2 separate regions of the Mus musculus genome follow, and region 2 is linked to region 1. Evidence: chromatin contacts called from ENCODE Hi-C or POLR2A ChIA-PET data. All regions are on one chromosome and are shown on one strand. Each heading gives the region's core, a stretch centred on a gene start or an enhancer-like site at or near the end of the contact. The rest is flanking DNA. Distances are from core to core; before and after follow the strand shown. Region 1 has its middle 66 kb from the start of Fam160a1. Region 2 has its middle 30 kb from the start of Glt28d2.

The links. Hi-C counts contacts between places; a loop is a spot of excess contacts on that map. ChIA-PET counts read pairs that join two places held with the same protein, here RNA polymerase II (POLR2A).
Region 2: a loop to region 1 is called in a map of heart, with 4 times the contacts of the local background. The contact joins two enhancer-like sites. A Hi-C loop is called at or near these places in 2 of 37 maps with a recorded cell type or tissue (both heart). POLR2A ChIA-PET finds 5 or more read pairs at or near these places in 1 of 5 experiments (Patski).

The regions. Positions count from the first base shown.
Region 1 is chr3:85,809,766-85,814,558 of GRCm38, forward strand. No RefSeq gene overlaps it. Among named protein-coding and RNA genes, the nearest start is that of Fam160a1, 66 kb to the left of the region's middle. Within about 2 kb of position 3,531, at least 1 of the 3 ENCODE cell types and tissues checked has a DNase peak (open chromatin) inside an H3K27ac peak, as active enhancers do; it is heart, where a contact is called at or near this core.
Region 2 is chr3:85,855,635-85,860,364 of GRCm38, forward strand. No RefSeq gene overlaps it. Among named protein-coding and RNA genes, the nearest start is that of Glt28d2, 30 kb to the right of the region's middle. Within about 2 kb of position 3,082, at least 1 of the 3 ENCODE cell types and tissues checked has a DNase peak (open chromatin) inside an H3K27ac peak, as active enhancers do; it is heart, where a contact is called at or near this core.

The DNA.
Region 1 (4,793 bases), core at 2,281-4,780:
AGAGAATGGCCTTGTTAGACATCAGTGGGAGGAGAGGCCCTTGGGCCTGAGGGTGTTTGATGCCCCAGTGTAGGGGCAGGAAGACAGGAGTAGGTGGGTGGGTGGGGGAGCAACCTTACAGAGGCAGGGGCAGGGGAGATGGAATAGGAGAGTTCCAAAGGAGAAACTTGAAAAGGGAAAAACATTTGAAATGTAAATAAAGAAAATATCCAATTTTAAAAAAGAGGAAATCATATTAACCTATGTAATAGACAGCTGCTTACCCTCTATTCTTCCCAACATTATTAACTCAATGCCAATCACAATCAACAAAGAGCCAGACAAGGAGGCAAAGACAGGCAGATTTCTGAGTTCGAGGCCAGCCTGGTCTACAAATGAGTTCAAGGCCAGTCTGGTCTACAAAGTGAGTTCCAGGACAGCCAGAGCTACGCAGAGAAACCCTGCCTCGGGGGAAAAAAAAAAAAAAAAAAAAAAACACCACCACCAACAACAACAACAAAAATCTCAATCTCTTAGTTCCTCTGGCTGCTGGAAGTAAAACCATGACAGGCCTGCTGGGTATTTATTGTCAGGTATATACAATAACTGGAAGTATCCTGAGAGGCCTTTTAGGAGAGTTTCTAAGAGAAGGTGGGAACAGGTAGCAACAGAAGGCTGGCAAGCACTGGATTTTGGCCTTCCCATCTTTACTGGAAGGAAAGACTACAGCCAGCAAAGTCCTACCATCCAGCTCCAGAACAAGGAATGAGGACAAGAATCATAGAATAATAGCCCAGCATAGTAGCACAGAGAGCTGGGGGCAGTGCAACCTGAAAGTCAACGAAGAGCTCAACTCCAAGGAGAGTCTAGTCCCACACTTATTTTACTTGGAAGAAAAATAGTCCCCTAATCTGTTTAGTCATTGATTCTGATGGTTACTTACAGGTGAGCCTAATCCTAGCCTGACACATCACCTACTAGATGCTTTAGTAAGATAAAAGCATATATAAGTGCCAGTCATTATTTCACTCATTTAAATACTCCCTAATTCTCTCATACAGTCGATAACATTGAGCATCTGTACTGGGTGACAAAAACTCAGAAATAAATAAGACCCAGCACCAAGTCTAAAAGAGACAACTAGGCAACTAAAACAATATTTAACAAGCCCTAGGACATGGAAAGAATGGGGCCTGGCTGCATGTCAGAAAACCCTACTCCCAAATGTGAAGAAGTCAATGGAATGGATTCGAGAAGGCTTCCCAAGGTGATGGACAAGCTCAGAGGGAAGAGAGGGAAAGTGTGCTTCAGGAAGGCAAGGTCAACCACAGAGGCCGAAACACAGCTTGGCAGAGGTGGGATGGAGCAGCTTTCTGCTGGGGACCCACGAAAGTATAGGCTATGTTTCCTCAGCTAGACTAGATAACGAATTCCTTTATTATATTTTCATTACAATAAGGACGAAAATAGTCAAAGACTAATCAAAACCCATCATTTCTCCTTAATTTCCTACCCCTCTGAGTGTCCAGTATCACTAAGGAGTTACTGACTCTCTTGCAGCTCTCTGCCTTATGGTGTGGTTCTTAACCATCTGGAGCCCCAGAATTGGTAGGGCTTTCTCACAATGAAGTAGCCTCTAGAGAAAGTCTGCTGTCTGCCGTCTGCCTTATGGATAACTGACAGTACAAGAACTGGGCTGGTTTAAAAAAAAAAAAAAGTGTGTGCAGATCACATTTAACACTAGGAAGAATAATAACATTGAATGTTTAAAAACCAGAGTGGGGTATGAATGGGAAGGGTCATTAGTTATAGTGGTAGAGGCAGGGGTGATGGAGAACCAGTCTATGAATCCTTACAATGAAATGCAGAGATGGACACACAGTTTAAGGAAGATGAAATCAAAAGGTTCAATCAGGCAAGCAGGAATGAGAAGGTGAAGAGTAAGCCTGGATTTCTAGCCTTGTCACCTGTGCTGGCTAGTTTTATGTCAAGTTGACATAAGCTATAGTCACCTGAGAGGAACTTCAACTGAGAAAATGCCTCTATAAGACTGAGCTGCAGACAAGTCTTTAGGGCAGTTTCTTAATTAGTGATTGATGGAAGAGGGCCCAGTCCAATGCGGGCATGGTTGCCCCAGTCCTGGGTTCTATAAGAAAGCAGGCTGAGCAAGCCATGAGGAGTAAGTCAGTAAGCAGCACTCCTGCATGGCCTCCATCAGCTCCTACCTACAGGTTCTGTCCTATTTGAGTTCCTGTCCTGACTTCCTTCGGTGATGAGCTATGATGTAGAAGTGTGAGCCAAGTAAAGCCTTTTCTCCCCAGGTTGCTTTTGGTCATCGTGTTTCATTACAGCAATAAGAATCCTAGCTAGTACAACACCTATAAGAGAAGAAAGAAGCACATGGGAGTTACACCCTGTGCTCTGCAGAAACAGTCTGGCTTGAATCCTGCCTCCACTGATAGCTCTGTGGCCTCAGGAAAACAGCTTGACTGTATGTGCGTTGGTTCCCTGCCCTGCAGAGTAATGGCAAAGATAACAGAATTTATCTTGGGATTTGCAGAAGAGTTACCAAAAGCTTCTAAACACTGGTTTGTAACAAGGGAGATGCCAAGAAAATGTTAGAAACACTAGGCTGATAGATGGCGGCGCCTCTTGCTGAGTTGAGAGATTGACAGGGCCACAGATCCAGGCGAGGACAATGGCTCTGGTTCTAGATTGGATCAGCTAGTAGGTGCCTGGGAGGAGGGACCGAGCTGTGGGAATGGGACATAACTTGATACAGACTAGTGTCGGGGTGGCATCCAAAGGAGGATATAGCAGACACAAAGAAATGCGTACAGAAAAAGAACTTGGAGGCTCCCATAGGCAAAATGTTGGGGGCTGGGAGTGTAGGTCAGTGGTGGAATATATTTTTATCATGTGTGAGGCCCTGGAGTCTGTCCACAGTTCAAACTACAGAAGAGACCGAAGCTTAGGAAGTTCCTCTAGTCAAGGGATGGACAGAGGGAAAAGAGTGAAAGACAAGAGAAAGACATGCAAACACCAATCCCAGTAAGAATACACTTAAAGACTTTTTTAAAAAAAGTTAGTACTATTGAGATGAAGGAGGCATCACTCTAAGGAAGCCTCATAGAGACCCCACACAGCTGGGCAGTGAGGGGTGGGGCTCCCTGGAACCACTGTTTAAATGATCTGTATGAACTACCCAGAGCAAATGCTTAGGAAACTTCTAAGTTTACAAGCTAAAAAACTCTTTTCACAGAGAAACTGTGGAGGATAAGCCTCAGGAAAACCTTAAAAAAAAAAAAAAAGAGTAATCTGAGTAGATTTGAAAAAAAAAAATCAAACTTTTCAAGGAAAGAAATCAAACACGGTTGGCTTTTATGAAAAAGAGTCCAAATTGCTGTTTGCAAATAAAGTTCTGGCCCCTGGGTTTCTGTTACCAAGCCCAAAGAAGCCATTTAGACTGCCTTGGCTCTGGAGCTGGAGAAGATAGATAGCTGCCTAGTCTAGACCACAGCTATGAGAACTATTTTGGAGAGCTGACTGGACTGCTGATAACTGGGTCACCTGAAACCAGCCAAACTGCTGGCAGAGCATGAGGTCAGAGGTCACTGAGTCCCAAGGCCCTTTGAGGGGAAGTGTTTGTTTTTGTTTTCATTGATGGGTTTAGTGTTGTGTTTTTGTTTAAGGGGGTGATTTGGGTAAGCATGTGAACAAGCTCTGAAAGGCTGAGAACCCCTAATCCACCTGCTCAGGGGACCAAGGGCAGGAACAGGTGTGACTTCAGCAACAGCACAGAGCTATCAATAGGTCTAGGGCCAGGCTCCAACCTGCCCTGGAATCAGCAGGGTGGCTCATTAACACAAACTGGACTCTGCCCTAGGGGCTTCTGACTTAACCCCAAAATATACATCTCTAACAAGTTCCCAGTAAGGATGATGGGGCTCAAACGAGGCCACTGTATAGAAAACTCCTGTCATGGAGATGTTAGAGTTGTTTTCTAAGTGTGACAGGAACACTCACATGCCCAAAAGATAAGGTATTTCAAAAACTATGCTGAAAATAAAACAGGTGCCAGGTGTGGTGGCTCACACGTGTAATCCCAGCACTTGGACTTCCATGAGTTCAAGGTTACCCTGAGCAAGTGAGTGAAATCCTGTCTCAAAACAAACAGACAAAAACCCAGAAAAGTAAACAGCACACATAATCAAACATAAATGTTCTAAACTATTAAGGTCTCTTAGACGAGACTTTCAATGCTAGGAACAAACCAAACAACAGGGAATGAAATTATGAAGTTCATAAACTGTATGAAGAGACAAAGGTGGCTAAACAAACAAATACACTTCAGGCACAAAAGAAGATTCAAACCTAAGAGATTATAAAGAGGTATGTGGAAATAAAAATGTTTAAACTTCAGACTTTTAGTTTTCGAGTTTTTTACTTGTTTGTTTGGTTTTTGGTTTTGTTTGTTTTGTTTTTAATGTCGCTACCTGACTGCCCAACCATAACTCATTTTGGAAGATCCTTTAGTGTTATTTACTTAGAAAACTCTAGTCCCGAACAACTCTTGAAGACAGATTGTTGTTGGAAATCATCTTTTGCAGTGGCCTCCCACTGGTTCTCACAGAGCCTGAGAACCCTCAGAGGCCTTCCCATCACCCACTCTGCGTGACTCACATCCCCAGCATGCTAGCACCACGGCTGCATTCCAAGGCCGCTCTTACTGCTACTCTCTTATTTAGACAGCTCTTAACCCTCAAATAGTGTATTCAAATATGTAATTCTCTCTCAACAGCTCGGAATATCTG
Region 2 (4,730 bases), core at 1,832-4,331, 45 kb after region 1:
AGGGAAGGAGGCTGTTTTGCATATGGGAAAGGTTACATCCATTCATCTCCTGGCTGGATAAGCAGTCAAACCATAGCCCAGGAATCCAATGTCTAAAAGACCCTGAAAAATGGCTGAACAGAGGAAAGACATGGAGGCCTATGCTCCTGGGATTAGCAGCCAACAGGACTCTGGGCCTCATAGAGCAGCGAATTACTTTAAATACACACAAAGAGGTTGTTCTAGTCTGCTTCCCTATTGCTGTAAGAAAACACTGACCAAGAACTGGGAAGAAGAAAGGGTTCCTTGGCCTTCAGTTTCATCATGGAGGGAAGCCAAGACAGGAATTCAAAGCAGGATCATTAAAACAGACGCCAAGGGAGGAACCCTGATCGCGGGCTTGCTTCCTCTGGCTTTCTCAGATACCTTTCTCACCTGGCTCAAGCCACCTGCCCAGGAGTGGTACCACTCACCGTGGGTGGGCCTTCTACAGATTAGCAATTAAGGACATAGCTCATAGACATGCCCAAGAGGCTAATCTGACTGAGGCAATTCTTCAGTTGAGGTTCCCTCTTCCCAAGTGTCCCAAGCTGATAACAAAAGCTGACCATGCAGGGCAAGAGGCTGAGGAAGTGTGTGTGTGTGTGTGTGTGTGTGTGTGTGTGTGTGTGTGTGTGTGTTTATGTGTGTGTGTGTATATGTGTGTGTGTGTGTATGCGTGTGTGTGTATATGTGTATGTGTGTGTGTGCGTGTGTGCGTGTATGTGTATGTGTGTGTATGTGTGTATGTGTGTGTGTGTATGTGTGTATGTGTGTGTGTATGTGTGTGTGTGCGTGTATGTGTGTGTATGTGTGTATGTGTGTGTGTATGTGTGTGTATATGTGTGCGTGTGTGTGTATGTGTGTATATATGTGTATGTGTGTGTGCGTGTATGTGTATGTGTATGTGTGTGTATGTGTGTATGTGTGTATGTGTGTGTGTATGTGTGTGTGTATATGTGTGTATATGTGTGCGTGTGTGTGTATGTGTGTGTATATGTGTATGTGTGTGTGTGCGTGTGTGCGTGTATGTGTATGTGTGTATGTGTGTGTGTGTATGTGTGTGTGCGTGTGTGTGTGTGTATGTGCTGTACACATATACTTGATCAGCTAAGTTGCCAATTTCCTATTTTTCCAAGCAAAGACAACTCATTTGAAGCCATTACTATTGTTAGATATTTTAACAATCACATAATGTAAAAAAGGATATTTTAATACCCCCAAAAGTAGGAAGGGCATGACCTCAGACTTTTCTAAACCCCTTGAAACTTTATGACGTTCTAGAAAGGCACCTGCATCTGGACAGTTTTGCAAGCAGTTTATCAGGTTCCATCTCAGCTACGAATTATGACCCTGCTCCCCACTCCCACTACTCCATTACCCCTCAAAAGGGAAACCTACATTGGAGAATCCATAAATATTATAAATAATAAATGAGATATTTAAGACTTTCCAAAGTGGGGGGTGGAAATTTCATTCAGTTGATTAAGAAGGACTGGTCTGAGGTGGAGGAGGGACAAAGCCACAATGACACAGTGAAAAGCAGGACCGAGGCCCCTTCAGGAGGCACCTGCCTGGGCCAGAGACTAACAAAGGGCAGTCAAACGCTGCCTGCAGAGCTCGGACGGTGGAAACCACAAGGAGTCCCCTGTGGAATTCCTATGTCACAAGAAGCATATCAGAAGAAGCCAGCAGAAGCCTGGAGTTTAGTGATAAATTCTGGCAATTTGAAATAGATTCCAGTGGCCTCTTGTTATAGTTCTTGAGGTCCTGTTTGAGAAGAAAGCTCCATCTACCTTGTACAAGAAAAGTTCTAACCACTGTGTCTGCGTCTTAAGCCATGAAACTGACCACATCCTCCTGGAAATCAACTCATTTGCTTTTTCTGATGTGGCTATCCCATCCTTCAGGAATTTGCTCCTGATGGTAACATGAAGATGGTGTCACTGGTGGAAATCAGAAAAGCAAATTATTTCAGAAAAGAATAAAAGTGAAAAACTAACAGAAACATCCACTCAACATTGTCTACTGGATCATAAAAAGATTTCATCTATTTGATCATCCAAGAATGTTTTTGAATCCCTACATGTACCTATTGTATGTCAGGCACTTGAAACAAAAAGATAAAGATCTCTCTCTTATCGAACTTATGTCCAAGCAAGGGGAGAGAACAGACACAAGGCATTGCATAGCATGCAAAAATGCTGCTTTCAAAAGGAGTGAAACAGTATCAAAGGAAGGAAAAAGTAAAAACCATGCAATGATTAAGCTAAGAGAAGGGGCCCAGGAGCAGTGTGATGGGTCCATGTCCCTTTCAGAGCCAGAATTCTGCCATCCCAGATCAAAGAGTCAGGCAGAGCAACCCCCACCCTCTTGCTTCAGCAAAGGCAAGATCAAAGAATTGAAGACCCATTGGGACTTAAAGAATTGAAGAACTGTCAACATTAAAGACAGCACCTTACATAGGAGGAAACAGAGGCACACAAAGTCTAAATAACTCATCTTAGAGCAGAAGAGGGCTGAAAGCAGAAGGGAGACCCAAGACTCCAGCCTTCCAGTAACTTCTTCAAAAGTAGAAAAAAGAAGGTCAAGTCCTTTTGCAGGTAAGGTAACTATGCAAGTGGCATGAGCTATGTAACAGCAATAATACACAGCAAATACTTACAGGGCACTCACTCACTTCCTGCCAGAGGCTGTCCTGTCAGGAATAATAATCTGAAATCATTCCCACATCCCGCCCCCTAGGGCCAACTCTAGTGTTAGTGCTTGCACTTAGCTCTTGCAGTCAACATTTCAATAGTTCCATTGTTTGTCTGTTTTGTTTTGGAGGTGTTTGGTTTGGTTTTGGTTTGGTTTTGATTTTTTTGTGGGGGGAGGTTGAGCCAATGTCTCTGGCCCAGCATAGCTTCTAACTACTTCTGTAGCTGAGGCTGACAATGAACGTCTGTTCCTCCTGCTTCTGTCTCCCAAATGCTGAGCCACCACACCTGACTTCTGCAGTGCAAGGGATCAAAGCCAGCACTTCCTGCATGTTACACAAGCACTCTACCACATGAGCTACAGCCCCGCGCCGTATGCTCACCCACATAAGTCTTATGACCCTCAGCTTAATGCAAAAGCTGCACTTGTAGCACCTTTGGGGGCAGCGTTGGGGACTGAACCTGGGCAAGCTCTGTGCTAAGCAAACGTTCTACTGTGCTAAGCCAAGGAACAGAGCTAATTTTAAACAGCTTACTGATATTCATTCAGCCACTGTCAAGGTGCCAAATGCGTGCAAAGCCCTTCAAAGAGTACAACTAGTGGGAACACTCTCTCCAAGCACATTCTAAGGCAGTAAGGCAAGTTAGGTGCACCACTAATGGTGGCCACAAGAAGTGAGGGCCAGGAAAAAACAAAACAAACCAAGCTGCCGTAGGGTTGAACAGAGAAAGGAAAGGGGGTAAGCTCGAGCTTTGTTGCAGTCTACGTGCAGACAGAAATGTGATCTGTCTAATATTCCTGTCCACAGGGTAAAAATAAACCAGTTGGTCAAGAGAAAGAACAACTATTTTTGATACTGAGATCAGAAAGAACTGTACCCTGTGCTTCCTAGTAGAAGACTCTGGTTAATGTAGTAAAAATCCAGCAGATAGTTTTTTCTACACTCAACAACAGTGATCAGTTTTCATGGAGAGGAGCAGTTCCAGTTTTTTGTTTTGTTTTGTTTTGTTTTGTTTTGTTTTGTTTTGTTTTGTTTTGTTTTTTACATCAGGCCATTTAACATGCACACAGTCAGAAGAGTGCTCAGCTCCCCCCCCCACCCCCCCCACCCCCCGCCTGTGCTGTCCACAAAGGAGACACTGCAGCACAGCTGACCCTCTTCAGACAACTGCACCTCTCCAGCTGCGATCAGACTCTGTGAGGGTCTGAAAATGCCACCGTGCTGTCCGACTGAAGTCATTCTTTCCCATATAAATTAAATCACAAAAGCATTGTGACCCTCCATAGAAACGAAAAATAGGTCACCAGTCTAAAACAAAGTGTATCGATTTAGAAATGTTTACCTTTCTGTGATGGCACTGGGAGTGTAGGCACTGGAAATCAAACCTGGGTCCTGTGGAGGAGCAGCCAGTGTTCAGAACGCTAAACCAGCTCTCCAGTCCAGGCTTCATCCACTCTAGCCCCAGCACTCAGGAGGCAGAGACAGGAGGATCTCTGAGTTTGAGGCCACCCTGGTCTACATTGTGAGTACCAGGACAGCCAAGGATACCCAGAGAAACCTTGCCTGGAAAGAAAGAAAGACAGAGGGGGTGGGGGGAAGAGAAGGAAAAGGAAAAGGGAAGGAGAGCAAGGCAAAGCATGAAGGGAAAGAAAAGAAAAGCTGACCAGAAAAAGTGGCTTGAGGCGATAATTAATAATGACACTACAGAATAAATGAAGGCAGCAAACTAGTTATTTGGATAAGTATTTAATATGCTATGTATTTAACTAAAAAAACTACTGGACTTCTTTAGTTAAAAATATTTTTGTTATAATGGCATCTACTTTATCTTCTGACCACTGAGAGAAATAGAGTTTGCCTTTTACAAAAAAAAAAAAAATGTTTAACTTAAAAAAAGATCTCTCTTTAAAAAAAAAAGGTGGGGGGGTGGGGCTGGTGAGATGGTTCAGTGGGTAAGAGCACCCGACTGCTCTTCCGAAGGTCCAGAGTTCAAATCCCAGCAACCACATGG